Linked DNA regions of Homo sapiens: regions 2, 3, 4, 5 and 6 are each linked to region 1. The links are chromatin loops, found by intact Hi-C in ENCODE. Cell type or tissue: endothelial cell of umbilical vein. All regions are shown on one strand. Region 1 has its middle 49 kb from the start of TSKU-AS1. Region 2 overlaps ACER3 (alkaline ceramidase 3). Region 3 has its middle 25 kb from the start of TSKU. Region 4 holds the start of TSKU (tsukushi, small leucine rich proteoglycan). Region 5 overlaps TSKU (tsukushi, small leucine rich proteoglycan). Region 6 has its middle 22 kb from the start of ACER3.

Region 1 (5,000 bases):
CCACGTAGCTGGAGATTGCGATAAGGTCGCAGAGGGCGAGCTCATCAACCTGCACCATGCGTGAGGATAGTGAGGATAGGAATTGCCAGACCACAGGATCCCCTTCCAAAGCCGGTTGTTCGCACCTCCTGTTGTGCCTCGTACCCTCCACGAGGTTGCAAACCTCTGCCTTTCCCATCAGGTTATAGCAGTCTCTTTTGTCTCACCAGTATCAAAAACAGAGCTGGCACAGACCAGGAGATCAGAAAATGTTGAGCCCACAGATGCATGAAGGTGTGAGACTCAACAAGTTGGACTAATGAGCAGAATGCTCTCAGGGGAACTTCATCAGGGATGAATGCAAAGACCACGTTTGAGCCCAGGACAGGGAGCTGGGGCCATGTGCTTCAGGTGGAGGAGGCAAACCCTCCAGGTGGCAGAGGGTGTTAACTCACTCTGGGTGCACTACATTGGGGGCAGCTGAAACACAAAGGTGGTCTCAGGCGGCAGCCCCACCAGGAGTGGGTTTAGACCACAGTGGGTCTGTCCTGCTCAAGGCTATACTGGCCTGCAGTGCCGCGGCAAGTTCTGAATGCTGCCTTATGAGAACAAAAAGGGCAAACTGAAAGTACTATCTCCCTCCCAAATTTGGGTCCCTCTACCAGTCTCCAGGCTGGCCCTCACCAAGCCAGGGGACCAGCTCTCTACCCAATGCTAGTCCGCTGTTTCGTGCTCTGGGCTGGACCCTCCCTCTGCTCAGCACAGCCACTTGCTTCTGGGAAACCTGAGATTGGCTTTCTCTGCTTATTCTTTCTCTGTTTGAAGCTGTCTGGAACTGGGCCTGGCTTCTTTTACAGGATGCTGCCTGCCGACAAGCTCATTCTGAAGCAATTCAAAACAGGCTTGGTCCCTGTGATAAATCCCTGGCAGGGACCAGGAGTGACAGCAACACATAAAATAAACCCCAAAGGAAAAACTCAGCCTCCTGAAACACTCTGTTAAGATGGCAAATTCACATCCAGTCACTGTGGGAGGTGCAAGTCAAGTTCACGTTAAAATGATAATTTCCCACACTACCGGCTTGCACCTGGGGCTCCTGGTCGGGTGCTAAGTGCATATTTAGTATCCACCCCAGGTGGCAGGACAGGCTCAGGATGTAACTCAGCCTCCCAGGGTCTCCAACAATCGTCTCCAGCCTCAGAGCAGCCCCCCTGACCCCACAAATTGTCTTGATTCCCCAGGAACCACTTTTACTCTAATAGAATTTTCTCTATTTTTATAGAAATCTCATTTGGAGCTTCAGAGGCTGTCTTTACCTCTTATCTCGCACTTACTGGGTGGCCTAGAATAAGTCATGCAGGCCTCTCAGCCTCAGATACCTCACCTGTGTCAGGGGCCCCCAGCATACCAAACTTTCCCTCTCGAGCATCTAATTTCATCCTCACCACAAGCCCAGAAGGTGCACCTATTTCCTCAAAGGGGAAAATGGGGCCCCTGAGGCCCCATTCCAGGAGGGAGATGCCAGGGTCTGTCCCTAAGCCCGTGCTTTTTTTTTTTTTTTAGATGGATTCTCACTCTGTCGCCCAGGCTGGAATGCAGTGTTGCATTCTCCACTCACTGCAAACTCTGCCTCCCGGGTTCAAGCAATTCTCCTGCCTCAGCCTCCTGAGTAGCTGGGATTGCAGGTGCATGCCACCACACCCGGCTAATTTTTGTATTTTTAGTAAAGATGGGGTTTCACCATGTTGGCCAGGCTGGCCTTGAGCTCCTGGCCTCAAGTGATCTGCCTGCCCCGGCTTCCCAAAGTGCTGGGATTACAGGTGTGAGCCACCACACCCTAAGCCTGTGTTTTTTATGCCCCTGCACCCCAGGACCCTAACTTGGTCCTTTGTGTCCTGAGCCTATCACCTGCCTGAGCTGCCCACAAGCTGCAGGCTGGGCCTGGTTCTGACTCCAGGTGTGCTCTCCTGCAGGCAGCTTTCTACTGCCAAGAAACTCCAGCGTAGGCCAATTATTGGAGCCTTGGTGCCCTCTGCTGGATAAAGACTAAAATACCAGCCTGATGAGAATTGAACACTGAGAACACATGGACACAGGAAGGGGAACATCACACACCAGGGCCAGTCGTGGGGTGGGGGGAGGGGGGAGGGGGGAGGGATAGCATTAGGAGATATACCTAATGTTAAATGATGAGTTAATGGGTGCAGCATACCAACATGGCACATGTATACATATGTAACAAACCTGCACGTTGTGCACATGTACCCTAAAACTTAAAGTATAATAAAAATAAAAATAAAAAATACCAGCCTGAGACCACACTGGACAGTAATGTCTATTTCACATCCATCCATCATCATCCTTGCATTCGCTTATCCACCTACCGATCCATCTGCCTTCCATCCACCCATCTAGTTTTCCATCTACTATGGTTCGAATGTGTCCCCCAAAGTCTGTATGTTGGAAATTTGATCCTCAATGTGGAGATATTGGGAGGTGAGGCCTTAACAAGATGAGGCCTTAGCTCATGGGGGCTCTGCCCTCATGAATGAATTAATGCCATTATCATGGGAATGGGTTGTTATTATGAGTTCCTTATAAAAGAATGAGTTTGGCCCCCTTTTGCCTCTCTCTCACCTGCATGCTCTTTCTTGCCATGAGATGCCTTCCACCATGTTGTGCTGCAGCAAGAAGTCCCTCACCAGATGCCGGCCCCTCAGTCTTGCACTTTTCAGCCTCCAGAACCATGAACCAAATAAATTTCTGTTCATTCTAAATTACCTAGTCTGTGATATTCTGCTATAGCAGCACAAAATGAACTAAGACACTATCTGTCCATCTACCCATCTATCTATCCATCCATCCATACACCCATTTGTCCTTTCATCTATCCACCCACCTGCCCATCCATCCATCTGCCATCCCTACATCCACTCATCCATCCATCTGTCCATCCATCCATCTCAATTTTACTCATGTCCTGTAGGCATCATCCTCTCTCTCACTGCAGCATCCCCAGCTCCTCCCCTGCACTAGGCCCTGCAGAGGCCTCAGTGAAAGAAACAAGAAAGACCTCCCCCAACCCATGTGTCCCTTTCCTCTTGGCAGAGCACCTTCACTTCCATTATATCCTTTGTCATGACAGACACTCTAAGGAGCCTTGGGATTCCCATTTAACTGGTGAGGAACTGAAACCCAGAAAGGCCAAGGAGCATGATGCAGTAGAAATAGTCTTTGGGGACAGAGTGACCAGTTTCAAATCAGGGCTCTGTCATTTACTGATTCTGTCACCCTGAGCAAGAATCAGCTCTCTGAATCCCAGTTCCTCATCTGTAAAGTTAACTAATTCAGCATGTATTTATTGTGTATATACTATGCACTAGGCTTGGCTTTGGGGGTACAGCAATGAACAGGGCAGGAAAGGCCATTGTTCGTCTGAGCCTTACGCTGTAGAGGTTCTAATGAGGCTCCAGTGAGATGAGACTATATTCCAGGGCCATAGACAAGTGCTACTTATGTCATGTCATTGTTATTACCTATGTAAGAAAAAAGTTTGGAAATGCTTTCCAGTAAAAAGAAAAGTTGGGGAAATGGTTGACACTATTTTTATTTTTTATTTCTATTTTTTGATATGGAGTCTCGCTCTGTCACCCAGGCTGGAGTGCAATGGCATGATCTTGGCTCACTGCAACCTCCGCCTCCTGGGTTCAAGCAATTCTCCTGCCTCAGCCTCCTGAATAGCTGGGATTACATGTGCCCACCACCACACCTGGCTAATTTTTGTATTTTTAGTAGAGACGGGGTTTCACCACGTTGGCCAGGCTGGTCTCAAACTTATGACCTCAGGTGATTCGCCCGCCTCGGCCTCCCAAAGTGCTGGGATTACAGGCATGAGCCACCACGCCTGACTGACATTATGTTAATTAAAAAGCAGAACATATTGGAGTTGAAGGCATGAATTTTGGAGCTAGAGTGCCTGGCTCTAAATCCCAGCTCTGCCACTTCAGAGCTGTGTGATCTTCGGCAAGCAATAACCCCTCTGTGCCTTGGTTCTCTCATCCACCAAATGGGGTTAATAATTCAACATATACTTATTGTATATCTAATATATGCCAGGCAGGGTCCTGGGGACCCAGTGATGAGCAAGACAGGGAAGGCCTGTCCCGTTCATAGGAGTGTGGCAACTGAATGAGTGCAAAGCACCTGGGACAGTCCTAAATGAGACATGAACTGGGTGTTTGCAAAGGCTCTGTGGGTGTGATTTACTTGTGTTGTATGTTTGTTGCTGCTGCCTGACTACCTGGGGCTGACAACGGGAGCGGGGCAGGCTTTTCCTGTGGGCAAAGAGCTCAGAACAGCGACCAGAGTGTGGAGGTTGGAATGAGGCTGGTTTCCCAACTCCAAGGATAGAAGCCTGCAGGCTGAGCGCTCCACAGCAGGGAGCAGTGAATGGCTCAGCAGTGGACGTGTGCAAGCTTGAGTGGAGATACCACAGGGACCTGCTGTCCTGTCTCAGTGGTGGCATGGAGGCCACTTAAAACTCCTTCCACGGTGAAGGACTTCCATTTTCCTGGGGAACAGACGGAGTGGCCTTTAACACCCTTGATGGGCCTTTAATACCCCACCAGCCAGGACAGTCCTGTCTCCTGGTAACACTCACCAGAGCAATGGCCCTCTGTCTGTGACTCAGTCTCTGCCAGGACCTAGGAGCTGGTGGCTGGCCTTCCCCCCAATTCCTGGGACTTGCCTCCTGGTCCTAGCCAGGCCCTGCACTCTACAAGTTGCTTTGGAGAAGTGGCCCCAGCTGATGCTGTATGGCATAGAGACAAAGCTTCCTTGTCAATCCCTGCCCAAATTGTAGATTCATGAGCGAAATCAACAATAGTCAATGTGCTAAGCCTTTAAGTTTGAGGTAGTTTCCCATCATCAGATAACTAGAGCATAACACCATACTCTGCTGCTCTCCCCAGGAATTCAAAGAGATAAGATGCTTCTAGGATGTACGTCACATGACTTGCACA
Region 2 (5,000 bases), 190 kb before region 1:
AGGAGGGTCTTACAAACTATATGAAACTCATTTAAGGACAATGCACAAGTTTTACAAATTAGAATGAAGAATTGCAAACCACAAATATAGGCTTGTTAGAGAGAGTAAGGACAACCCTGACAGAAAGTTCCAAAGACAGAAAGATGACAGTAGGCTATTCTGGGAGGAAAATCTCAATATACTAGTATTCAGAGGTAAAAATGGAAAGAGCTAGATAGTGGTCCTCCTACTTTTCTCTGCTTTAATTCAGCTTCTCATTGGGATGTTTATCTATTTGTGGCACCCTAAACAAAACAGAAATACTAAAGCATTCAGAGTAGAGACTCATATAAAGGCATAATATACTAAATAAATAAAACACAACATATAAGGAATGGAATGACTGCTATCTTCAAATATCTGAAGGATTCCTGGGTCAGATTGACAATCTGAACACGTAACTGCAGTTTTGGTGTTACAGATATAATTTGCAATAGCATCAAAACACATCACATATCTAGGAATAAATCTGACAAAGACATATAAGACATAATACTAATAAAAATCCCAAATGGTTTTGGGTACAAATTAAAAAGCTGACTCTTAACTTTATATGAAATACAAAAGGCTAAGAAGAGCCAAGACAATCTTGAGTAACAACAAACCTGGAGTATTTACACTACTAGATATCAAGGCCGACTAACAAGGTTAAATAGAACAGGTAAGATTATAAGAACATACTAACATTTACGAGCACCTGATTTATGACAAACATAAGCCTGCAGTGTATTAAGGAAAGGATGGTCTTTTCAATACAGATACTGGATCAACTGCATATTTATATAGGAAAAAAATTAATCTGGATCCCAGGTTCACACTCCTTACACAAAAATAAATTCCAGATGGGAGCTTCTCTGAACCCATTCTGGTTCAAGGGCTGCCCAATTCGATAAACAATTAAAAATTTGTTTTAATTAAAAATAAATTCCAGAGGTACTATAGATCTAAATGTAAAAGGTAACACAATAAAACCTTCAGAAGAAAATATGGGAGAACATCTTTATCACCTTGGAGAGGCAATGATTTTTTTCAGTAGGACATGAAAAGGATTAACCACAAAGGCAAAAAATTGATAAATCAGGTAAGACTGTAAAGTCAGGAAAAAAGAATAAAAGGTTACTTTTAAAAAGCTGATTTAAAGAATAATAGATATGTAATTGCTTTGTAAATAAGCAATTTAGCTTATATAGCTATACATGTTAGCTAATTTAATTTTACTAAGCAAAATAATGCACATAAAATGATCGTGGACTTAAAACTTTGGGTAAAAAAATGGTTTCAGCCCAGGCATTGTGGATCATGGCTATAATCCCAGCACTTTGGAAAGCCAAGGGGGGAGGATTGCTTGAGCCCAGGAGTTCGACACCAGCCTGGGCAACATAAGGAGAACCCATCTCTACAAAAAATTTTTTAAAATTAGCCAGGCATAGTGGCACTTGCCCGTGGTCTTAGCTGCTCAGAAGGCTGAGGTGGGAGGATCGCTTGAGCCTGGGAGGCTGAGGCTGCAGTGAGCCATGATCACACCACTGCACTGCAGCCTGGGTGACAGAGCAAGACTCTGTCTGTTAAAAAAAAAAAAAAAAAAGTCAAGAGTTCAATCAGAAAAGATAAACCAGAGTAATTTGAATAGAGAATTATTAACTTATAAGAGTAAGGAGAGACAGGCTAGTCACAAGTAAAGAAAACTCTACAGAATAAAGGAATATCAGAGGTAAGGAGCAGCCACTACCCCTAAGGCTGAGATAGAGCATTAAAAAAGAGGTTTCCCCAAGGCTGAGATGCAGACCTTGCTGGAGAAGGCATGACCATGGTTCACTGAATAGCCGAGAAGTTGCTGTGGTGCTATACCCATAGAGCTTGCTGAAATCTACTGTTCAGAACTTGTCAGAACTCTGCCCTCTAGGGTGCCAGCTAAAGCTAATCCCATAGAGCGGAGAGGTAGGTGGGCAGGGGATGCTACTGACCACTAGGTGCTGCTGACAGCCACGTTCTGCAATAGCCTGGCACCAGAAGCTGACCAAGCTTTAAGAGGTGGGCACTGGGGAAGCCTCAGCACTGTAGGAGCCAGAAGCTATTAAGCCACTTGGACTGCAAGAGCTGGCGCCAGAGAAGTTGCCAAGCCAGCACACCAGAACCAGGAAGGAAAATCTCTTCCTCTTGCAATGTCTCTCTGGCGCCCTCTATTGACAAAATTTAACATCCAGCCAGTTGTCAAAGGAAAATATTCAAAGGGCTCAGGTCTATTTTCACCAACCATGCAATGAATGTTGAACTCAGAGCTAAGAAGTAATAAATTGATAACGACCACAATTATAAAACTATGTTTTCATCAATCATGACTTGGTAAAACTATAGTTGGTGAGGGTTCCCTAACCAAGAAATTAAGAATAAACATTTAAGCAGGTTAAATAATGGATTTCCCCCTTTTTCCATATTTTCTACAATGTTGCTATATTGTCTTTATAACTGAAAACTAAAGTATTAAAAAGATGAATGGTAGAAAATAAAATTACTTCTACTAAGAGTTTAATTGGATTTGAGGTTAACTGCTTCCAGAAAATTCAATTAAAAAATTTCTGTTCTGGAAATAAAAGCGAGATATTCATTCATACACCACACAATAGTGTACTAAAATATTTTGAACACTTTTTTTCTGGAAGGAAAGTCTTATTTTGATATAGATTTAGATTTTTGAAAACTATGATATTTTTATACCCCCAAACACATTCTCCTTATAATATAAATTACAGGCAAGACTGACGTTACAGTAATTTCACGATTTCTTAATAGGTAAATTTATCTTTCAGCAAGGTAAACGGAAACTCAAATATCAAAAATATGAGAAACAAAGTTTGGGGAAAAGCACATGTGCAAAAGGGTACAATTTAAGAGAATTGTGAATGAAGATACAGTAGGAAAGTGTTTTCTCATAGGACAGTAGGTGGAGCCAGTGTGCTCCACAATCTAAACGGTTTTCCAACATTTGGCTGAATACATAAAACCCTGAGGTGACTGGATAAACAATTTAGAGCTCGGTTGTATTTACAACTGTAAAACCATCACCCAGAGCTAAAGATAAATAAATAGAAGCATTAAAATCTAGTGAAGCTGAAAAAGTGATCTATATTGCTTCACTTCCACTGTGAAAAGCCGTCCTGCCCAGTCAGCAAATTAGCTTGATGAAAGCTGTAACTGGTTTGAGCCTGAAAGCAACCCAGCACTTTTCCCCAATGCAAGTTCATTTTGCCAAATATTTTACTGATTATGCAGATCTTCAAATAATGTTAAACATTCCCAGAGCTTCAGAGACTTCAGAGATGGATGTAGATAGGGAGATCATCTAAATTCATCTTCACAATTTAGAGTAGGCATTACTGTGTTCTTATCTACTACCACCTTCTAGCTGTGTGAACTTAGGCAACTTATTTATGCTTAAGCCTTAGTTTCCTAACTTGCAAAATGGGTAAAAACAATTATATTTACATTATTTAAATAATTGAATATGATATAAATAATAAATATGACCAAATAACACATATAAAGATTATTTGATATGAGAAAGATCCATAGAATATTATATAAGAACTTCCACAATCTTGCTGTGTTAAGAATTAATATCTATATAGTGAACTTGCACATGTACTCTTGAATTTAAAATAAAAGTTGAAAAAAAACCCCACATAACTACTTATGATATAAATAAAAAGTAAAAAACGAACAAAAATAGGTGCAACCTGGGAATTGTGTTGGTACTTGCACCAGCTCAAGAACAGTTATCACAAGGGAGAAGGTTTGTCTTCTAATCCAGGCCAGTAACAAAGAAAGTTATAGGGTACACTGGTTCACGCTAAGCTTAAAGAAAAAAATAATAATAATAACCATCATATAAATGCATATTACAGTACAAGGGACTCCTTCCAGTAGCTTTAAATTAAGATAGATATCAGAAGAAAAAAAAAACAGGAAACCAAGTGTGTCTTACTTTAAAAAATGATAAACACAAATGTAATTCAATTTGACAAACATTTATCAAGTATTTTCTACATGCAAGGCACTAAGTTGGGAGCTAGAAGAAAAATTAACAAGTGAATAACTTTGGTACCTATCCTGAAAAAGTATATATAAGTGTAGCAGGAAAGACAGACAGGTAAACAACTAGCAAAAGAGAGTGATAGGAACAAAGAAGGCAAAAAAACCAATACACTTAGCGGGAGGGAGAGAATCCAAGATGGGTTTCAGTAAGAAGATAACACTTAAGCTATGCTTCTGACAGATAAAAAGATATGCAGGAATGTGGGATTTTTATTACTACAAGAGTCATTCTATTTTCTTTTCTTTTCTTTCTTTTTTTTTTTTTTTTGAGACAGGGTCTCTCTCTGTTGCACAGAGTGAGTTCAGTGGCACAATCATGGCTTACTGCAGCCTCGACCTTTTGGGCTCAAGTGATCCTCCCACCTCAGCCTCCTGTGTAGCTGGGACTAAAGGCATATGCCACCACTCCTGGCTAATTAAAAAAAAATTTTTCTGTAGAGACAAGGTATCCCTATGTTGTTCATGCTGGTCTTGAACTACTTGACTCAAGCAATCCTCCCACCTTGGCCTCCCAAAGTGCTTAGATTACAGGCATGAGCCACTGCGCCTGGCCAATTATATATATTTTGGTTTTTTTGTACTGACGAGGTCTTCTTATGTTGCTCAGGCTGGTCTCGAACCCCTAAGCTGAAATGATCCTCCCACCTCAGCCCCCCAAAGTGCTGGGATTACAGGCATGAGCCACCGTGGCTGCCCTAAGTCATTCTATTTTCTTTGGGATATATATAATAGTTTAGAAAAATATTTAATTTATGAAAATTAGTTTTTTCACATTATTTTTAAAAATATACATTACACATTCACTTTATTGCATGTAAGTATTACTAAAAATATTTTTAAACCACCAATATTGCCCAGAAACATTTCCT
Region 3 (5,000 bases), 75 kb before region 1:
TTTCCTCTCTGTCCTCATTTTTACAGGGAGCGGAGAGCGGACAGTGTTAACAATGCAACTTCCTCACTAGGTTTTTGTGAAGATCAAACATATCTGGGACATCCAGTTGCTTTGAAACATTACATGCCATTCAGGTAGACAGGAATTACTCATTTTATGATTGTTACTTTTAGTTTCTTTTCCTCCATAATTTCTGGCTACACTTTGAATTAAATTGTTTTATCAGCGCCCCCTGCTGAGTGCCAATGAAATAATGACCCAATCCTAACTTGGGATGGATTAGACCTAACATGTAGCGGGCAGAGAAAGCCAAAGGACTGACACTAGCATCGCACCAGTACTGACCAGTCAAAACCGACACGGCGTCATGTCCTGGGATGTGCTCCCTGAACCCCAGCCTCAGGGAGCGGAGGAAGGAACCCCTCAGTGTGCCAGGCCCTGTGACGGGGGCTCCAGCTGATTACCTTGGTAACTCTTTCAGCAGGCTCTGAGCTTGTTAGAAATGGGTTGTAAACAGTGTTCATGTCCCACGCTTCTGTGACGCAGCTTGAACATGGTAGGAATGATTGAATTCAAGGTACCCCAGCTCTCTGCCACCCCAATTTGAGGAGCAAAATACCTTCCCTGCTGACCTACCTTTATGCCTGGGTGCCTCCACATAATCAATTTTTTTGTTTGTTTTTGAGACAGAGTCTCGTTCTGTTGCCCAGGCTGGAGTGCAGTGGCGCGATCTCGGCTTACTGCAAGCTCCGCCTCCCGGGTTCATGCCATTCTCCTGCCTCAGCCTCCCGAGTAGCTGGGACTACAGGCATCCACCACCACACCCGGCTAATTTTTTGTATTTTTAGTAGAGATGGGGTTTCACCGTGTTAGCCAGGATGGTCTTGATCTCCTGACCTTGTGATCTGCCCGCCTCAGCCTCCCAAAGTGCTGGGATTACAGGCGTGAGCCACCGCGCCCGGCCAATTTTTTTTATTTTTATTTTTTATTTTTTGAGATGGAGTCTCCCTCTGTCGCCCAGGCTGGAGTGCAGTGGTGTGATCTCAGCTCACTGCAGCCTCTCTCTGCCTCCTGGGTTCAAGCAATTCTCCTGCCTCAGTCTCCCAAATAGCTGGGATTACAGGCTTGCTATTTTTTTTTGTATTTTTTGTTCTTTTAGTAGAGATGGGGTTTCACCATGTTGGCCAGGCTGCTCTTGAATTCCCGATCTCAAGTGATCCACTGGCCTCGGTCTCCTAAAGTGCTGGGATTACAGGCATGAGCCACAGCACCTGGATGCATAGTCAAATACTTTTAGTTAAAGCTCTGAGGTCCGTGTTAAAAAGCCAAGAACTCAGGAGGGGAATATGCCATGCTCTCATCTGACGTGAGCAGTGGCCACGTGATGTTCTTGGTCTTACCCTGTGCTGAGCGGGCTCTGTGGGGATAGGGAGGAGGCCTGGACAGGAAGGTCAGAGGACCCAGGATTTAAACTGGCTGGGTGACCATGAGTGGGTTACCCAAGGAGGGGAAGAATGCAGACTTGAGCTCTTGGGAGCTTTCTCTGATGAGCTTTTGGATCCCAGGGCAGCTGTCCTTGGCCAAGAGAACAACCAAACAGTTGAGACAAGTCTCTGGTCTGGGCTGAAGCCTGCGTCAAAGTTGTTGGACTAGCACTCTGGGATTCCATTTCTGATTCTGTATGTCTAATCTTTTGCTTCCCATTCTCTGCATTGAGCAGTCTGTTTGTGGGCTCTGGAATCGACAGACTCGTTTTTAAAATGTAGAATCTGTCACTTATCGGCTATGGGACCTTGGGCAAATTACTTAACCTCCCTGAGCTTCCATTTTCTCCTCTGTAAAACAGCTTTATATATAGCGAGAATGAATAAGTCAATACACACAAAGTGTACATCTCAGCGCCTGGCACCGAATAACCTGTCATTTCATCGGCAAGTTTTATTTTTATTTTAAAACAGACCCAAATTCCTACATTTCTTCCTATCTCCACTGCTACCATCAAGTCACTCTCATCTCCTTCCTGGTTTATGGCAAGGACTTCCTAATGGATCTCTCTGCTTCTGCTCTGGCACTCACAGCCAGGGCAATCTTTGTAAAGTGTCCCCAGAGCCTGTGTCACCTCTGTCTAAAGGCCTCTAATTGGCTTCCTGCTGTGACTGGAGTAAAATCCGCAGCACTGACAGTGGTCTATCCAGCCAGCCTCGCTGCCCTCAATTCTCCCATCAAGCCCCGGCCAGCCTCGCGTCCTTCCTGAGTGTGCCAAGCTCACTCACTCCTTGAGGTCTTTGCACCGAGATTTCCTCCCTTGGAAAAGGTTCCTCAGGTCCCCGCAGGGTTGGCTTCCTCCCTTCTTTTAAGTCTCAGCTCAAACGTGAGAGTAGCACCCAACCGCGTTACCTCTGCCGGCACCCCCGTCACCTCTACTGTGCTCCAATTTGCCCTCTTTGTAGCATTCACCATCTCCTCACTTACTTAGATGCCCAGGCACCCATTTACTGTTGGCCCTCCCCGTAGATGACCACCTCCATGACAGCAGGGACCAAGGTGGTCTGTGGTCATGGCTCTTTCCCCAGTACTTGTCTTTGGGTCTGGACACAGGAGACCCTCTAAACTATTTATTGAATTTTATTTTACTTTTTAAAAAATATTTATTTATTTATTTTAGAGACAGGGTCTCACTATGTTGTCCGGGCTGGTCTCGAACTCCTGGACTAAAGCAATTCTCCCATCTCAGCCTCCAGAAGTTCTGGGATTACAGGCATGAGCCACCAGGCCCGGCCTGCTGAATAAACATTATTTTTTAAATTCTATAAAACACCAGGTTGAAAGTTCTTTTATCGGAGGGGAAGATGTGAAAGTGGAGTCCTTGGTGGCTGCTGAAAACCGCTGCTCATCAGACTTCTGCGTCTGAGCTTGCCCTTCGCTTTCCTCTTGTGGGGACCCCTCTAACCCCCGGCCTGTGTATAGAGCGACAAGCCCGGCACAGGGCAGGGAGAAAGGGAGCAATGGGCGGGCGGAGAAAGGAACGGGAGTGTCTAAGGCAGCGCCCTCTGGTGGGCACAAACTCCGTGACAAGTTGGAGACCTGCAACACACTCCGCCCGCAACTCCATTCTTGCAAGTTTTCACCTAGTTTGCCCCTCTTGTCAGATGGGAACTCAAGCTCGTGCCCTGCCTATGCAGTCACTTTTCACCTTGTATTGCAGTCATTCGACTCTCCCATGGGATGGAAAGCCACTGGGGCCAGGGCTGGCTCTAGTCCATCTCTGGATGCCCCATGGCTAGGACTGTGGTGTCTCTGCCAAACACATGGCTTTCACGTGTATGTGGGGACAAATCCTGCACGCTGAGACCCAGGGGCCTACTCCCTGGGCTGCCCTAATCCTTTGAGTCACTCAGCATGCTGTTGGCTTTGTCTCAGAGTTTTATTATTCTTGTCATCTCTCACCCCATCCCCTAGAGAAAGGGCTTCCCACCAAATGACTTAGCCTCCTGCCAGGGCTAAGCAGGCTCCTCCGGCAGGTCTACCAATCAAGTTATTATACGCAACCTTTTTTTCTTCTTTCTTTTCTTCCTTCTCTCTCTCTCTGTCCTTCCTTCCTTCCTTCCTTCCTTCCTTCCTTCCTTCATTCCTTCCCTCCTTCCCTCCCTTCCTTCCCTCCTTCCCTCCCTTCCCTCTCCTTTCCTTCCTTCCTTCCCACTCCTTCCTTAATTTCTTTCTTTCTTTCTTTTTCTTTCTTTTTTTTCTCCTTTCAACTCAAATCACTCTGTGGAGAGCAGGAAGCAGACATAATTTGGGACAGGGCCTCTGAGTGTAAGTCCCAGGCCCTGCCACCTACTGTCTGGACATCGTTTTCCTTGACTGTGAAATGGGCTGATTCTAAGCCCTGCCCTGCTGTCCTCACAGGAAGGCTGCACAGAGCAAATGAGGTGTGGTATGAAATGGAAGATCCATGTCAACTTTAAAGTGTGGCCCAAACCTGATTATGCAGTAAGATCATCTGGATTTGCTTGTTTTGAAAAACTGAAAACTAAGACTCCCTACCCTCTCCCCACACACGGGGAAGTTTTAAAAGTATGTGACATTGAAGTCAAATTCTGGAACATTTGGGAAAAAATGAGATTTCTGGGCCTTTCTGATGTTTGGTGAAGGCTTGTGCTTTGAGCCACGCTGCAGGCAGCATGGAGCTGGCCCCAGCCTCTTCCGTCTTCACAGGGCATCACAGGCCCTCCTGGCTGAAGGAGCCTCAGAATCTCCTAGGCTGATTCGTCTTATGGCTGGGGAAGGGAGCAGGCTCAGAGAGGTGGGACTCACCTCTCCACAGGCAGTGGGGCTGCGGCGGGCTGAGTGAGGCGGGGCACAGACTTAATGGCCAGCAAGAGTTGGAGCAGAAGTGGGTCCCGGCCAAGGAGCTGGAGAGGCAGAGGTGGAGCCTCACAGGGGACTCCTACCCTAGCCCAGCTCCAGGCCTGTCTGTGCACATACCTGCTGCCTGTGAGGAGGGGAAAAAGAGAGAGCAGGGAATGGGGGTTTCCCTTGCAGAGGAACTGGAACAAATGCTGGAAGTCTCAAGAGCTGGTTTCTTGGTGGTTTCTTCCACAAGCTTGCTGTGAAGCCTTGGAAAGGCCACTTACTCTCTCTGGTCCTTCATTTCACCATCAGTAAAACGGATATAACAGACCCATTTATTAATCCTACAGATATGAATCGACAACCAACTATGTGCTGGGCACCAGCCTAGGTGATATGGACCCTGTGGGGAGCAAGGCAGGAACAGTTCCTGCCTCTGGGGATGAGTGGAAGCTGGAAAAATAAACACAAAGTAAATATGATGAGCATCACTCTGAAGGCAAGACCAGGTACTGGGCTGGCACAGAGGAGGAACGTCTAACTTTGCCTGTCGTAGGATGAGGGGAGGTGGTTAGGGAGGGCTTCCCAGAAGAGGTGGCATGGCAGCTGAGGTAGGAGGGATGAGTGGGAGCTAATCAGGCTGGTGGGTG
Region 4 (5,000 bases), 49 kb before region 1:
TTCCTGGTGTTGGAGGAAGGGTAGGTGGAAGCCCGGTGGCGGTTGCATTGCAGCCTTCCTGGGGAGCAAAGTAGTGCCTCGGAATAGGTCAGGTCAGAATGGAGGTGTAGGTTAAACATCAAAGTGTTTCTGGGTTCTGGGATCTGAAGCAGTCAGCCAGAACAGAAGAGGCTATCAATACCTCCCCTTCCAGAAGGGAAACTGAGGCCGGAGAGGGAAAGGAAAATGCCCACAGTTGTTTCTTTCCCAGGTTAGCGGCCTGTGCCCTTCCATCATGTCTGCAGCATCCGACAAAGTTCTAGGTTAAAGACTGGAGTGAGCAGTGGGGAGGAGGGTGTTTACGGTTATCTTTGCGACTTAGGCTCAAAAGCCCAGCAGGCTCCTGCAGCTCTGAGCACCCCCCCCCCCCCACCTCCGGTCAGCCCCAGGCACTGCAAGTCTAGACTTATCCGAAGGGCAGGGCGCACAAAGATGAAAGAAGAATCGAAGGTCTTGAGTCACCTCCTCGCCAGGCCAAGTGTGGGCTGGCGCTGCTCTCCGCCCGGCTCCAGAGGCGCGGGTTATTCCCACCGCACGCCCCGAGCCGCGAGGGAGTTCTCGCCCTGTCCGTGCCAGAGTGACCGCGACTCCGCGAAGCTGAGCAACTTGCCAGCGCCGCACAGGGGCCAGTGGCCGTCCCAGTTGAAACCTGTGTATGTGAGGCTCCCACGGCCCCCAGCCCAGCTCCGGGTCCTGTGAGCCGGCGCCTCGGGCATGCCCAGATCTGGACTGGCAGTCCCCCTCTCCCCTACCGGGTCCGAGGGTTGGCCCCCTACCCCGGGGGCGGGCTGCAAACGGAGAGTGGGTCTCAAAGCGGAGCCTGTCTCCCTACCAAACAGACGCAACTCTGGATCACACTCTTTCCAAGAAGCGCGGGGAGGGCAACGCCAGCCGCCCTGTCCCTTCCTCTCCCCAGCCCAGGGCCGGAGCCTGGGACCCACCGCTCGCCTCTTCCTCCCAGCCGGGGTCTGAGGGGGAGTCCGCACGCTCCGCCCAGCCCCTGCCCAGCCAGTCCCCAGGCGCTGCCGATCCCCCGACCACCAATCCCGTCGCAGCCCCTTGCTGTCCTGGGACCTCAGGAGGGGGAGGGGGAGGGCTGTCTGCGCCCCCGGCCGGGTAGCGGTGGGGAGGACTGGGGCTGTTGCCCGAGGAACCGGGAGAAAAGTTTGGAGCCAAGTCGTGGGCCCGAGGGGACGGCGGGGGAGCGGGGGGGTGGGGCGGCGTTGGGCTCTCGGTGCGCACACCCTCTGCGGACACCCAGCCCAGACACGTCGGCAGGCACCGACCACGTACGCGGAGACACGCGATGCGCCCACCGACGCCCACAGCCAAGCGCAGGCCCGCAAACGTGGACACGGGCGCAAAGCAGCCGCGCAAAGCCACGGACACACAAAGGCACCGACAGCGGCGCGTCCCCGACCGCAAATCCACAAAGACCCACAAACGTGAGATGCACGTGTCCGCACAAAGACCCACACGGCCCCTGGGCGTAGCCTTTGTCTCCCGCAAGACCTCTCCCCTGGGTCGGCGTTCCCCACTCCCGCCCAGCCCTAGGCGTCCGACGAAAGTTGAGGGGCCTCGGCGGGACCCAGCCCCGCCCCTGCGCCCGGCGTCCCCAGCCCGCCCTCCGAAGGGGCCGCGAGGCTAGGATCGGGGACTTGGGATCTTCAACCGCAGCGCGGACTCTCGCCCCGCCCGGGGAACTGCACTCACCTGGAAGCCTGCGCCACAGCCGCCTCGGCACGCTCACCCCGGCGGCCCGGCCGCGGGCCCTCCGGCCAGCGCTTTTCTCCGCGCGGCGCGGCCCGCCCCCCGGTCCCCGCCCGCAGCCAGGCTCCCCCCTGCCGGGCGCCGGGTGGCGGCTCGGGCCGGCCGCGGGGCGGCTCAGGGAGTGTCGCCAAAGTGCCAGCCTCTCTCGGCGCGCGCCCCGCCCGCGGAGCCTGAGCCGAGCCCGGGTTCCACTCTAGGGAGCGTCTCAAAAGTGCGCTGCTCCCGCCCCCTCTAGTTGGCCTCGCTCACAGCTTCCTGCATCCCGGATCCCTGCCCCCTCCCCCTGCGCGCCCCAGCAATCTAAGCAGATGGCCGCACTGTCGGGAACATCTGGAGGTCGCCGGAGTACGTGCCTGTGTATGTGTATGTGTGTGTATGACTGTGTGTGTGGAAAGAGAGAGGGAATTAGTTGCTAGTAAGAAAGAGATTTGGTGGGTGGGTGAGGGCTTCCTCTTTGCTTGTTCACCGCCCCTCCCCATTTTTTTTTAAAGAGTGAAAGAGGTTCAGGGACTACCGGGAGCAAGAAACCAAGAATCTGAAGCAGAGAAAGACTGGCTGAAAGACGAACCCACAGAGAAGAGAGAGCCCGGCTCGGGCAGAAAAGCTGGCAGGAGAGGAGAGAGAAAGTCAACAGATTGAGTTTTTCTTTTAGGAGGAAACCATTGGCTTCTGGTTAGAGTTCTAAGAAGGGAAACTGGCGTGTGAGTAGGCAGCAGTTTCAGTCTATTCCCCCTGCTGTAGCTCTTGGGCTCTCACCCCTCTTTATGTTAAAAAAAAAAAAAAAGGGCAGGAAAGCATCCAAGACACTTTAAAATGAGGGTTTGCAGGAGAAATGACCTGGTGGACGCATTTCCTAGGAGGGGAGAGTCAGGTGTGTGGGTGGCTCCCAGTCTACACACCCCGACAATGCCTACCTTGGGAGAGGGGCAGTTCACAGGTGGGAGAGTTGATAGAGGCTTTGGTCTTGGGCCCTGGACCTCCCAGGAGCTTCTCCTAGACTTTGGAGGGCCTCGGGGTGCAGAAATTGGGCAATGTACCTCCTGCAGTGGCCCAGACTTGTTAACACACCCAGTCTGCTTGCTGCTTCTTTCCTTATTACTTTTTCTTATTCATTAAAAAAAAAAAAAAAAAAAGGAGTTGCTTGGGCCTGTGTGTGCATGCATGCCGGTCTACTTGGGGAAGAAGGAAGACACTAGAGAGGTGGTGAGGTAGGAGTGGAGACCACTGCCCCAGGCCTCAGGCCAGCAAAATCATCTGCTGCCCAGAAAACAAACTGGTCTTGCAGGTCCTTTCTGCACTCAGAGCCATTGTGTGGTCTTGGGGATGCACTTGGGTTGACACCTGTGGACCCTGCCAGTTAGGAATGTGCAGAGAAAAGGCTAGGAGCCTGGTCTCATATGTGTGGAAGCAGGGAGAACTCCCGTCTCTCCTCTCCATTCATTGTCCTCTCCTGATTAGAATCCCAGCTTTCAGAACTAGGAGTCCTTCTGTGATCATCCAGCTCACACTCCTTATCAGTCTTTGGGATGGCACCATGGGCCCTTTGGTATCCAGTGTCTTCCTCACTGTTGGGCTTAAAAGGGCTGCAGGGATTCAACTCCACAACCCCTGGGACCCATAGAGAGGAGTCGGGCCCCTCCCATTTCCCACCCTCCCATTCCCTCCCCTCTCTAAAGGCTCCTGGCCTAGATGGGAGAGAGACCTGCAATCAGCATCGGGTGAGGGCCAAGCTTGGTCAGGATTCAGGTTCCAGCCCTGCCACTTACCAGCTCTGGGTAACTTTAGGCAAGTTACCTAACCTCTCTGAGACTCAGTGTCTGCAACTGTAGAAGAGGCTATTGTGAGGAATAAACAAGGTAATTTAGGTAAAGCATTAGTCTGGCTCACAGGAAGCTCCTTTGTGTGGTTGCTAAATGTCTTCCGTCAGGGACTGGGGTAGAGACTGGAAAGCCCAGCAGGCTTGGGAGGGGAGGGTGCCCGGGAATGACCTCTGGACTCCCTGGCTTGTCTAGCTTATATTCCTCCTGCTTCCTCCCCTCCCATAGGGACATTCTTTTGAAGGAATGGCGCCCCCCTCCCCTTGCCCTAGACTAACGATTTCCATCCTCTCCTCCATGTGGAATTGTTTAGCGAGTCTCAAGTTCAGCATCTGAGAACTGGAGATGAAAATACCCAACTGCCCGGGAACTCAGGGAAGCTAACTCCCACTGCACTGTGTGTGCAGGTTCTAGCCAGCTGGGCTGGAGGCTCCAGGCCTCACATTTAACATAAAAGTAATCAACAACCCTTCACACTGGCTGGTAGCTGGCAGCAGTTTCTGAGCACTTTCACATTCATCATTTCCCTTGACCTCCCCTTAGGGAGAGGTGGCCTTGAGGGGCTTCAGCTGGTGGATCTCCATGAACTTTACCCACCTCCCCTCATCACTGTGCCTCCAGTTGAGAGTCTCTGTGCCTCTAGACTCTCCTCTTCTGTCTGCTGTCCACATTCCAGCAAGAGTGCCCTTTCTAAACTGCAGATCTGCAGAATGGATCATGACACTTGCCTGCTTAAAACCTTTCAATGGCAAAAGCCAAACTGCTTGGTGTGGCATTCAAGGCCTATGTGATATGCCCCCACCTCACCTTAACTCTCCAGCATCAGTTCTGGCCACCCCCTCTTACACATCCCAAGTTTTAGTCCCCTAGTCACCTAGAAGTAAGGGAAGGGAGGTGGACCTTCTCCATTCTTCATGTCTGTTCAGTGTCTTCGCCCCCAGGGAGTCCTCTCTCTGGCGAAGTTGGCCTCTCCATCTGTGATATTGCCATGTCCTTTGTATATAAGCACCATCATTTTCACCGTTCTCTTCCCCTTCTTGTGATCATCTTGGCCACTGTGACATGTCAGGGACTGTGCTGGATACTTTTAAGATCATGATTTAATCCAAACAACCACACTAGATGGATAGTGGTGCGGCCCAGAAAGGGCAAGAGATCTGTCTGGGGTTACATAGCATGTTCTCTGCGGAGCTGGCACAACATTTAGGGCTCCAGTGCTCTTTCTGTTGCCTTTTAATCTCCACAAAGAGCAGAGGTGGTGTAGCAGAAAGGCCTGGGAATCTAAGGATCCCAGGTGCAAACCATCACTCCTCTATCCCTGGCTAACTGTGGACTTTGGGTAAGTCATTTTCTCCCCTAAGCCTCAGTTTCCTT
Region 5 (5,000 bases), 66 kb before region 1:
GAGGGAGGGAGGGAGGGAGGGAAGGGAGACAAAAAGAAACATGAATGTGTTTGTACCTCCAGTTCAGAACACTTTGACTATCTAATGGATATGCAAAAGAAAATAATAAATAGGTTTGGGAACTAAAGAATAAACACAGGGGGAATTTCCCTCCAAGCTCAACAAACACAATAATCCCTGTAGACAGAACCACTAGTACTTAAATAAATAAAGAGAAGAATAAACACAGGGCATGTGACTTAACTGGATAGACATTTGCTGTCGTTAGAAGCCGAGCTATGGACTGACATTGGGTATTGATGCACAGAGCAAGTATAATTGCAATTAGCTACCAGTGAACACTGGGCACTGATATACAGCAGACACTGCCTCCAACAGACATTTTCCCTTTGTGGATATTGGTCATTGGTGGAAGCTGTCATTCATATGATAAACATTATATATCAACCAACATTTGCACCCTGGTGAACGTTAGCCAACAAGGAACACTGAACATTGATGGGCAAGGTCCTATTAGCCTATGATGACCTCTGTTGTCATAGACAGTGCCCTTGGTGGAGATTAGGTATGAGTGGGCTTTAGCGCTGGTGGACTTTAAATTCTGTAAGCACATAAAGTGAGCAAGGGGCAGGCCTCTGCCCCCCCATATTCCTGGCAGTCCAGAGAAACAGCCCATGAGCTGGTTTGGTGGCAGCTGGGTGGTAGAATCCACCTCTTTAGCTGCCTTTTCCCTCTGAAAGCCTTTTGGCCATGGCAAGGTGGGGAAACCAGGGGGTTGTGTGATAACGACAGAGGGACATTCCTGCATTTGGAAGAGTCTAACTGGCTCCCTGAACTACAGAGGGATTGGATTACACACAAATCCACACCTACTCTCTTCTGCCATCCTGACCAACACTGTCTGGGTGTTTGCCCCTCCTCTAGAAATGAGATGATCAAATGGCAGCAGGGCTGGCTTCATGGGCAGTGAAACCATAGAAAGACCCTGTGCTTGGTTTAATGCTCTGTTCTTGTCATCTTGAAATCCTAATAACTTTGAACAAGGGGCCCCACATTTTCATTTTATACTGGGTCCCACAAATTACATAGGCCGTTCTGAAGCACAGAATCCTGGCCATGGACCATGGGAACTTACTCGTCTCTGGGCCTCAGATTCCCCATCCGTGAAAAGGGGCCAGGAGAGAAAGGACTTTGACTTTGACCTTTGGCTTTTTATACTCTAAGATCTAGAATCCACAGTCTGATCGGAGCTATGTAGAACTGCATAACTTCTGCAACTTATTTGAAAATAAAAAATAAATGGAATCCCAGTGCTTTTTGGTTTATCAGTGCACCTCTACCCTCTCTGATTCATGGGATTTACACAGCTGGCCCGGCCCCTGGGGTAGGACAAGGAAGAATGTGAGAATTGCCACCTGACAGATAAAGCCTGGCCTATGCTGGTTTCCTCATCTGTATGGTGACAAAAACACCTGGTGCAGTTGTGAGGAGATGATGGCATGTACACAAAGCATGAGGAACACATAGCCATAGCTGGCCGCTGCATTACTGTGAAAGGCATAAAGAGGCTGGTGACCCTGCTGACCCATGGTGGTGAGCTGGGCCACAGCTGACGGTGAGTACCTACTCCATGACCCTGTGGATTACCGGGTGTCGTTCTGTGATTCTACAGTCCCAGAACTTTACAAAATTCTTCAGTTCTGAGTGCGAGTTATAAAAAACAGACTCAGACTACATGGCTCTGTAATCTACTTCATAACTCCATGGTTGGATGAGGGCGGGAAAGAGCACTTAGAGGCTGCCATTTTGTGCCAGGCACCGTACTTGGTTCTCTACAAATGTTACTTCATTTCTTCTACACACAGTCCTGTGGAGGGAGATATTTTCCCTCCCTCCCTCCCTCCCTCCCTCCCTTCCTTCTTTCCTTCTTTCCTTCTTCCTTTTTTGCTCTTTCTTTCTTTTCTTCCTTTCTCTCTCCCTCCCTCCCTTCCTTCGTTCTTTTTTTTTTCCAGGGTCTAGCTCTGTCACTCAGGCTGGAGTGCAGTGGTAGAATCTCGGCTCACGGCAGCCTCAACCTCCCAGGCTCAGGGAGGTATTTTCTCTTTCTTTGTTTGTTTCTCTTTCTTTTTTGTCTTTCTTTTATTTTTATTTTTCTCTCTTTGCTTTTTTTTTTTTTTTTTTTAAACAGGGTCTAACTCTGTCATCCAACCTCCCAGGCTCAAGCTATCCTCCCACTTCAGCCTCCCAAGTAGCTGGGACTACAGGCGTCACCATGCCCGGTTAATTTTTAGATTTTTAAATTATGTTGCCCAGGCTGGTCTTAGTCTTGAATTCCTGAGCTCAAGCGATCCTCCTGCCTCAGCCTCCCAAAGTGCTGGGATTACAGGCAGGAGCCATCGTGCCCGGCCTTGAGGGAGATATTTTCATCCCTATTTTCCAGGCTCAGAGAAGTAAAGTGACCTGGCCAAAAATCACACAATTGGTTAGTGATGACCCCAAGATTTCAACCCTTTTCTGTGAATTCCAAAACGGATTCTTTGCACGAATTTTCCTGATTGTGTAAGATTCGAAGCCCTCGCCCTGGGCGCCAGGGTTCCTGGAGGGCGGAGTCCGGCAGGGCGAGGGTAGTCTGGTGGGCGGGAAGGGACTGGCCGCATAAAGCAAACAGCGCAGCCCACTTTGGCCTCCAGCCGCCCCGGTCCTGGCTCTTGGCCCCGCTGGGATCTGGGGTGTCTGGCCATGCGTGAGCACGAGGTGGCGCTGCGGGCCGGGAGCCTCCGCACGGGCAGGGAGGGGCCGCGCGGACTCCCGGGTCGGCGAGGCCCGCCGGGGCTTCCGCTCTCCTTATGGCTGGCAGGAGGCCAGGGCTGCGGGGTGCAGGGCAGGTTCCCCACGGGAAGGACGAGCCCGCCCAGCGTGATGGCATCCGCGCCCATGCTCTCACTGGGCCTTCACCCTGCCCCGTTTTGCAGAGGAGGAAGCTGCAGCTCGGGCGGAGGTGACCTGCTCCAGAACTGATTGCCGCAGAAGCCCCCTCCTTCCCTTCGCTGCCCTCCGCACGCTTTGGCCCTGTCTTTAAGGCCTTTTTGTTCCATGGCCCTCCCGCAAGGACTCCTTCCACAAGCGGGGACTTGGGAAGACCCGGACCCATTGGGTGAAAGTACCGTGATCCCTACCTCCATCTGAATCCTCTCCTGTCCCAGGAAATGTAGGGGAAGTGGAGAACAAACAGGAGGACTGTGGGGGCCCGGGGTCTCACCCTGACCTCCCTCTCCTCCACACCGCCCGGCGCCAAGCCTCAGCTCTTTCCTACCTTGACCGCTGGGTGCCAGCCTCGGACCCAGGGCCTCAAGCTGATACTTCTCCCTGGGGAGGCCTGATTACAAGATGGGCAAGCTCCCACCAGTGCATATGGCCTGAATGTTCTGGGCACAGAGTAGGGATCAGGAAAAACCTGTCATTGGTGATGATGGTAGACATTCCCTGTAGACTGGCCAGTTAGAAGGAAGAACTTGGTGACAGCAGAGCCACCCAGATGAGCTCCAAGTGTGATCTCTGTCAGTGGAAGTGTGCAAACAGGAGCTGGGGTACCATAGCAGCTGAAGCACCAAGGAAGAACAAAATACTGTTGCAGTTCAGAGGAGGGAGGTGGAAGGGGCCAAGGAAGCTTCTGCGGGCGGGCAAGAACTAGGTCTACTGGATAGGAAGGAGGTTGAGAGACAGGGGTGAGGGCAAGGGCAAGGTCCCACAGTAACGCCTGAGCAAGAGAACAGGTGTGCAAGGGCCTGCATGCTCATGGCTATGGCTGGAGCTGGGGTGGCAGGAACAGTGGGGTAGGGCCACGGGAGATGAGAGGTGAACAGGGTGCAGGAACTCCCTCCTTCACGTCACCTTACTCCCCAAATCCTGAGATTATCAGGCTTTTCAGGGAGAACAAGCTGCCCAGGGCAGGGCCTAACCTGATTCATCTTTGTGGCCCCAGAGCCCAGCCCAGGGATTGCCAGTGGACACTGGCTGAGTAAAGCAAAGAACTTTTTATAGTGTTTATTAAATCAAGGACCGGTTAGATAGATGATGGGCTAGGCAGGTGGGGGAAGACAGAGCTCACTGCCCTGTGGGGTCTCTGTGGGGCCAGCCCCTGATGCCCATGTGGCCACTGATGCCCAGCTTCCCCCAACACCCCAACACAGGCCCAGGACAATATTACAAAAGTGAACAAATGCAACCTTTTTCTGCTTTTACAAATGACATGTCTCCATCCCCGGCCAGCAGGGGTAGGGGAGGCCGGTTGAAAGTGACACTCCGTTAAAAAGGCAACAACTTTTATAAAATGAAGACTAAGGAAACAGCCCAGGGTTCGGAAGCTGAGATGCTACCCTGGGGGTAGAGCATAGACATGGGTCGGGCAGACCTTGTCTCCTTTCACGGCATTCCTGGGAGGGTAAGAAGGGCTGTCGTGCTCAGGGCCAGTGGGGACTGAATCCAGGAGGCCCCTTGGAGATCCCAGCCAGATGAGGCTCCAGAACTGCAGCAACTCCTTGGGGCAGCATCTAGAGGATGCTCAGGGGAAAATGGGTAGGTTTCCAGTCTGGATGCTGGGGGACCCCAACCCAGGGTGAGAAACTGGCTAGGCTGGAACCAATGTGCCCTAAGCTTCCAGAGGCTCCGAAGGGCAGAGTGACTTAGCCCATGCCGCACAGCTGGTCAGAGGCCCAGAGTCCCACTTGTGAGGCTCTTGCCTGTCCTGCTGCTGCTACTCCTGTGCTAATGGGGAACAGGCAAGGGCAGCAAGGGGAGCCCAGGCGGGGAGGGTGGGGCTTATTAGAGGAGACAAGAAAGTGCATTGGGTCCGGGCTGGGAGGCAGGAGGCTGTGCTCCAGTCATGCCACTGCCCGCAGGAACTTAGATTAGCCTTTTTCCTTCTCAAGGCCTCAGTTTCCCCATCTGTCACATGAGAAGGGTGGACTTGATTCTTTGCAATTCCTTCTACCATTAAGGTT
Region 6 (5,000 bases), 110 kb before region 1:
CCTGTGGTCCCAGCTATTCAGGAGGCTGTGGTGGGAAGATTGTTTGAGCCCAGGAGATATAGGCTACAGTGAGCCATGATCATGCCACTGCACTCCAGCCTGGGCAACAGAGCAAGACCCTGTCTCAAAAAAAAAAAAAAAAAAAAGGATGTTCCTAGCCATGCTCTGTGCAATGCTGGAACCCTGGAGCCATTTAAGTGTCCCTTCACTCAATGGATAAATTGTAATGTATTCATAAAACACAATACTATGTAGACAAGAAAATGAATGAATGAAAAGTCTAGGCATCAACAAGAATGAGTCTCTGGAACATAATGTTGAATGAAAAAAGTGAGGCTCACTCCTGTAATCCCAGCACTTTGGGAGGCTGAGGCATTGGAATCACTTGAGCCACGATTAAAGTAATTTATATAAATAATGTTTTTAAAAAAGAAAAAAGTGAGTCACAGAAAAATACATACTCTCCACTTCCTTTAACCTAAAGTTAGGAAACATGAAAAACTAAAAAAAGCACTTTGAGGATAAAAATATGTGGTAAAACTATGAAGAACAGCAAGGGAATAAAACACAGAAAATTCAGAAGAATGGTTATCTCTGGGGTGAGAAGGAAGGTGATAGGGTGGGGTGTTCCTCAGGGCGGAACACCGAGGAGGTTCCAAAGGTAACAGTAATGTTCACTTCAAAAAACTGGTTTTGGGTGCATGCGTTTTGTTGTATCATTCTTTATACTTTTTACCTACTTTGTAAGTATTTTTACCTACTTAATTTTATTACAACAATTTGAAAAACCTATCCCATCGAATACCAACTGCTGTGAATTATATAATAGTTGAAAAAGACATAAGCAAATTTAGAGAATTAACTTGGAATGACTTGGCTTTTGGTGAATTAGCTTCTAAGATATTAACCATTCAGCAAAGTGATGGTTTGAGGAATTCTTCATTTGGCCAGCTGGCTTTCTGTGATTTACTTGTAGAAAAAATGACCTAGAGTCTGGTGTTCAGTAAGATCAGGGCTATTAGAAGGAAGAAAGAGTGGACATGCCTGGAGCAAGGATCGTAACTCCGCCTGGAAGAGGAGGGGAGGTTTGTTGGAGATCTGTGTTGAGTCTGGAAGAATGAGTAAGCACCGACCAGGTCTGTATCTGTGTGTGTTCTGTCATGTATATGTATATACGTGAGTATATACACATGCTATTGGGTGTGTATTGATTCAGAATCGTTTTATCCTTCCGTTGACTTGAACATTTTATCATACCTAGGGACCCTCTTTAATCCTGGTAATGCTCTATCCTTAAAACCTCTTTTGTCTAATATTAAAATAATTACTATACCAGCATTCTTTTGCTTGATACTTGCCAGGTATAACTCTTTCTTTACTCTTACTTTCACCTTTTTTTTGTATTATTTTATTTTAGATTCATATTCAGCAAACAGCAGATACCTGGTTTTAAATATTCACTTGAGGAAGATGGTATTTTCCAAAGATGGCTGCACCAGCCTATGCCAGTCCCAGTGTGAAACTGATCCTCCTCCTTTGAGAAGTGGAGTCTGTGTTCACTGCCCTTTGATCTGGGAGATCCTGTGGAAGTGACACTCTATGACTAATGAGGCTAAGTCACCAAAGGCAATATATTCTTAGGACACACACCTTTGGAGCCCGGGGCTAGCATGCTGGAGACACCAAGGGGAAGGAACACAGAACTAGAGGAAGAAGCTTGAGGAACCCTGGCTACTAGAGTCTTAGTGCAGGCATGAGAAATGCAAATGAGGAAGCCTTTAGGACACTCCATTCCCAGCCACTGCCTGACTGCAAAATGAGGAGACTGAGGGTCAAAGGGAAGGGGAGGCTGAGAGTGGGAGGGGGGAGAGTGAGCAGCAGGGAGGAAAGAGTGAGGGGCAGAGAGAAGACGAGACCAAAGGATGTGAGAAGAATGAAGTCATTAGAATATAAACATTCCAGAATGTATTTATGAACATGTTATTCATGAATATGTTTAAGAAAAGGAAACATCACTGATATAGTCTTATTCAGGAGTAAGAATGTATTCTTCAAGAATATATCTACATTAGAATAATACGTTCTGGAATATTAAGGATTCTTCTAGACATATTCTTTTCCGGCCCCTGCATTTCCCCCTCTGTCCCTAAGGCTTTCCTGCTCTCTGCCACTCCCCAGCAAACTCCCCTCTCTCTCTGTCCCTCAGTCTTCTCCCTTCTGACCCCAGTGTGTCCCCTTGTACCTCCAGTCTCCCTCTGCCCGCTGGATGGAGCCATTGTCTGCTGGTACTGACTCCCCGCTCCTAGCAGAGGGTCCCTTCTGTCTACTCCAGGTCCCTCTAGTTGCAGCAGCTGGGAACCAAGCACAAACTGAGCCCAGTGAGCATTCCTCAAAATACTATCCTGAAGATAAAGTAAAGACCAGTCAGCTAAAGGCAGCTAGAAATCTTAAAAAGTTGTTCAAGCTATCCCATCCAGTGAAAATCTCCATTTACTTCTTTTAAATAGTTAAAAAAAGGAAATTTGGAGACTTGCTCTTTGGGACTTAGCCATGCAGTGACTTTCTCATTCAGGGCAGTGTCTTTGAACACACTGGCCTGCTTCCCCAGACGGGGCGCTTCTCCAGGGCAGGATTCCGGTCTAGTTTATCCCTTTGTCCCCAGTGCCAAGCACAAAGCAGCCACCGGCAAAGCTTTTTTAAAGAGAAGAACAGACACATTGAGTTTGCACATTTGAAGCCAGGGCCAGAACTTATTTCCTGCCACCCTGATGGTAACAAAGATGCATTTTGCACTGTGCTGGGCTGTCAGCAGCCTGTATAACCTGTTCATTGATCCAACAATTTGGGGGTTGTAGGGAATTTCCCGAGGATTTTGCCACTGAGAATGGAAGCCAGGGCACAGGAGCCTCAGAACAGCAGAAGCTGAATTATCTTTTTGCTAGTGATCAATAGGATCCTGGGCTGTAAGATAAGATGTGAGAGATCCTGTCAGCCTGGGTGGGACCTTGGCAGCTGTCCCACTCTGGTTCTCACTTGACCTCCTCCCTCCCTCTCCCCTGTATACAATGGGGTTCATTTTCAGTTCTCCCACAGGCTGGCACTGTGTGAGGACTCAGTGATGAGAGTCATGGTAGCCCCTGACCTCAGGGCTCCCAGACTTGGAAATGAGGCAGGTTTGAACCCCATTCATATCCATATGGGGGATGGCTGCAACCATAGCAACCTGACCATACAAGCACTGCCTAAAGGGAGTGTCTGGAGCATAGAGAATGCCCAATAACATTTATCGGGTGAATGTGTGGTTAGTGCGGGTTTCTCTTCCTGGGTCAGCCATCTCCTCCTTCACAGAGCAAGTTTTCATCAGAACTGGGTTGGGAGGCATGGACACCTGCTTGTCAGATGATGGGAGCAGGGAGTGGAGGAGGGGGTTTCATTTGAAGAAAAGGAAGCAGTAGTTTCCTAGACAGAGAGGTCTGAAACAGTGTAGGGCTACTGTGGCATTATAGGTAGTTCAGGAGGAATGCAAGGAGGTGCCTCGGGGGAGATGGGGAAGAGGGGAAACAAAAGATATCAGGCTGTAGAGGGAGGCTGAGGCTTTTTCTTGTGGCACTGGGGAACTCATGACAGGTTGTCAGCAGAGGAAAGACATGACCCGATTTTCATTTTAGAAAAATGGCTCTGGTCATCTGTGTGGGGCTTAGATGGAAAGAGGGGAGACTGTTAAGAGGCTGTTGTCACAGTCCAAGTGAAAGTTGATGTGGCCTGGCTTAAGGGAAATAGGAGACTCATTCAAAACACCTTTACAAATTAGAACAGACAAGACGAGGTGACTGATGCGTCTCTCAAATATGTGTTATGTTCCTGCTGTGTTCAAGAAAACATAGGTATGTGAGAGAGATGAGAGGTTCAGAGATGGAGGAGACATGTAGACATGTCCCTGCCCTTACAGTGAGGACATGCATTCGTTATCACGTTTACTGAGTGCCCGCTCCGTCATGCGCGCAGGTAAACACAAGGTTCAAAGCAGCAAGTGCACAGGGAGCAGGAATGTGAAGTGCTGTGAAAATTTAGGTGCAGGAAGGACCTTGGAATATGGGGTGTGTGATACTCACGGGAGGCTGCTCCAGGCAGGGGAACATTGTGAGCAGAGGCACAATGATGTCAAAGCCTAAGGAACTGTGGCTTGGGGGGTGTGGGGCAGAGGGTTAGAGGGGGACAGAGAGAGAGAACATAGCAAGGACAGCCAGGGGTGGACTGTAGTGAGCCTCAAACACCAGCCTAAAGAGCAGCGGTGAAGAGGGCCAGTCGCAGGGGTCACAAAGCCTTCCGAGCAGGACAGAGGCATGGTCTGAGCTGTGTTTTACAAAGACAAATCTCATACCATGCTCAGGACAGCTGGAAGGGAACAAGCCCTTCCCTGAAGGGGACTACCAGTAGGTGGCCGTTGGCATAGCTTCCATGAGAGAAGATGATGCTCTGAGGGAGGTTTCTGGCAGAAAGGATGAAACTGAAGGAACAGATATGTGAAATATTGCAAAGGCAACCTCAAGAGTCCGCATATGTTTATTGTTTGTTCACTGGGCTCTGTGCCTGGTGCTGAGGGTGTGGGCAGATTCAGGCACCATTAACAAAGATCCTGTGCTTGGCAAGCTCACAGGCCAGTGGGGAGAAGGGAAAAAGGAAGTAACATTTGTTGCCTGAGGATTAGGTCTGGGTACTATGCCAGCAGCTTGACATGCATTATCTCATTTAATCTTAAAGCCACAGTCTCTGGAGGGTAAAGTGATTAGTCCAAGGTCATACTGACTAATTACAGGAACCCTCCAAAGATGGCGTTTTGCCTCCTATACCAGGTGTCTCTGTGGGAGCCATCTAGGTCTTTCTTGCATTCACTCCCTCACTGCATATGTAGATATTGCCACCTGCTTACATCCCATCGGTGACTCTCTGTTGCTCTCTAAATTCCATGCCATGCCCCCGTGTGATCCCACCTCCCTCTT

The links. Hi-C counts contacts between places; a loop is a spot of excess contacts. Peaks named below come from ENCODE experiments on the same cell type or tissue, not always from the same donor. Only the 100,000 strongest peaks of a DNase experiment are listed, where the experiment ranks them.
Region 2: it touches region 1 in a loop (15-fold over the local background); 84 of 110 quality-filtered maps call a loop at or near these places.
Region 3: it touches region 1 in a loop (5-fold over the local background); 108 of 110 quality-filtered maps call a loop at or near these places.
Region 4: it touches region 1 in a loop (3-fold over the local background); 107 of 110 quality-filtered maps call a loop at or near these places.
Region 5: a loop joins it to region 1, with 17 times the contacts of the local background. A loop is called at or near these places in 109 of 110 quality-filtered maps.
Region 6: a loop joins it to region 1, with 10 times the contacts of the local background. A loop is called at or near these places in 6 of 110 quality-filtered maps.

The regions. Positions count from the first base shown.
Region 1 is chr11:76,731,076-76,736,075 of GRCh38, reverse strand. No RefSeq gene overlaps it. Among named protein-coding and RNA genes, the nearest start is that of TSKU-AS1, 49 kb to the left of the region's middle. RefSeq lists a silencer at 1,988-2,087. In endothelial cell of umbilical vein, no CTCF peak of the experiment used is centred here; a DNase peak (open chromatin) is centred at 1,975.
Region 2 is chr11:76,917,259-76,922,258 of GRCh38, reverse strand. All of the region lies in intron 1 of ACER3 (alkaline ceramidase 3), which reads right to left. Among named protein-coding and RNA genes, the nearest start is that of ACER3, 59 kb to the right of the region's middle. In endothelial cell of umbilical vein, CTCF peaks have their summits at 2,007 (motif pointing right), 2,210 (motif pointing left) and 2,975 (motif pointing right); DNase peaks (open chromatin) are centred at 2,218 and 3,018.
Region 3 is chr11:76,805,641-76,810,640 of GRCh38, reverse strand. No RefSeq gene overlaps it. Among named protein-coding and RNA genes, the nearest start is that of TSKU, 25 kb to the right of the region's middle. RefSeq lists enhancers at 86-175, 3,097-3,146, 3,227-3,276. In endothelial cell of umbilical vein, CTCF peaks have their summits at 260 (motif pointing left) and 3,057 (motif pointing left); DNase peaks (open chromatin) are centred at 220 and 3,020.
Region 4 is chr11:76,780,157-76,785,156 of GRCh38, reverse strand. It overlaps TSKU (tsukushi, small leucine rich proteoglycan), which reads right to left and starts at 1,801. Exons shown (of 2, transcript NM_015516.4): 1 at 1,753-1,801. It overlaps TSKU-AS1 (TSKU antisense RNA 1), which reads left to right and starts at 2,095. Exons shown (of 2, transcript NR_120562.1): 1 at 2,095-2,154; 2 at 2,301-2,576. RefSeq lists a silencer at 1,855-1,944 and enhancers at 1,496-2,140, 2,375-2,564. In endothelial cell of umbilical vein, no CTCF peak of the experiment used is centred here; DNase peaks (open chromatin) are centred at 626, 1,056 and 2,096; H3K4me3 peaks cover 2,677 bases; H3K27ac peaks cover 1,485 bases; H3K27me3 peaks cover 164 bases.
Region 5 is chr11:76,797,174-76,802,173 of GRCh38, reverse strand. TSKU (tsukushi, small leucine rich proteoglycan) reads right to left here. Exons shown (of 2, transcript NM_015516.4): 2 at 4,030-5,000. Among named protein-coding and RNA genes, the nearest start is that of TSKU, 16 kb to the right of the region's middle. RefSeq lists a silencer at 2,736-2,995. In endothelial cell of umbilical vein, CTCF peaks have their summits at 2,554 and 2,754 (motif pointing right); a DNase peak (open chromatin) is centred at 2,753; H3K4me3 peaks cover 475 bases.
Region 6 is chr11:76,836,152-76,841,151 of GRCh38, reverse strand. No RefSeq gene overlaps it. Among named protein-coding and RNA genes, the nearest start is that of ACER3, 22 kb to the left of the region's middle. RefSeq lists an enhancer at 986-2,185. In endothelial cell of umbilical vein, a CTCF peak has its summit at 2,281 (motif pointing right); DNase peaks (open chromatin) are centred at 2,281 and 4,631.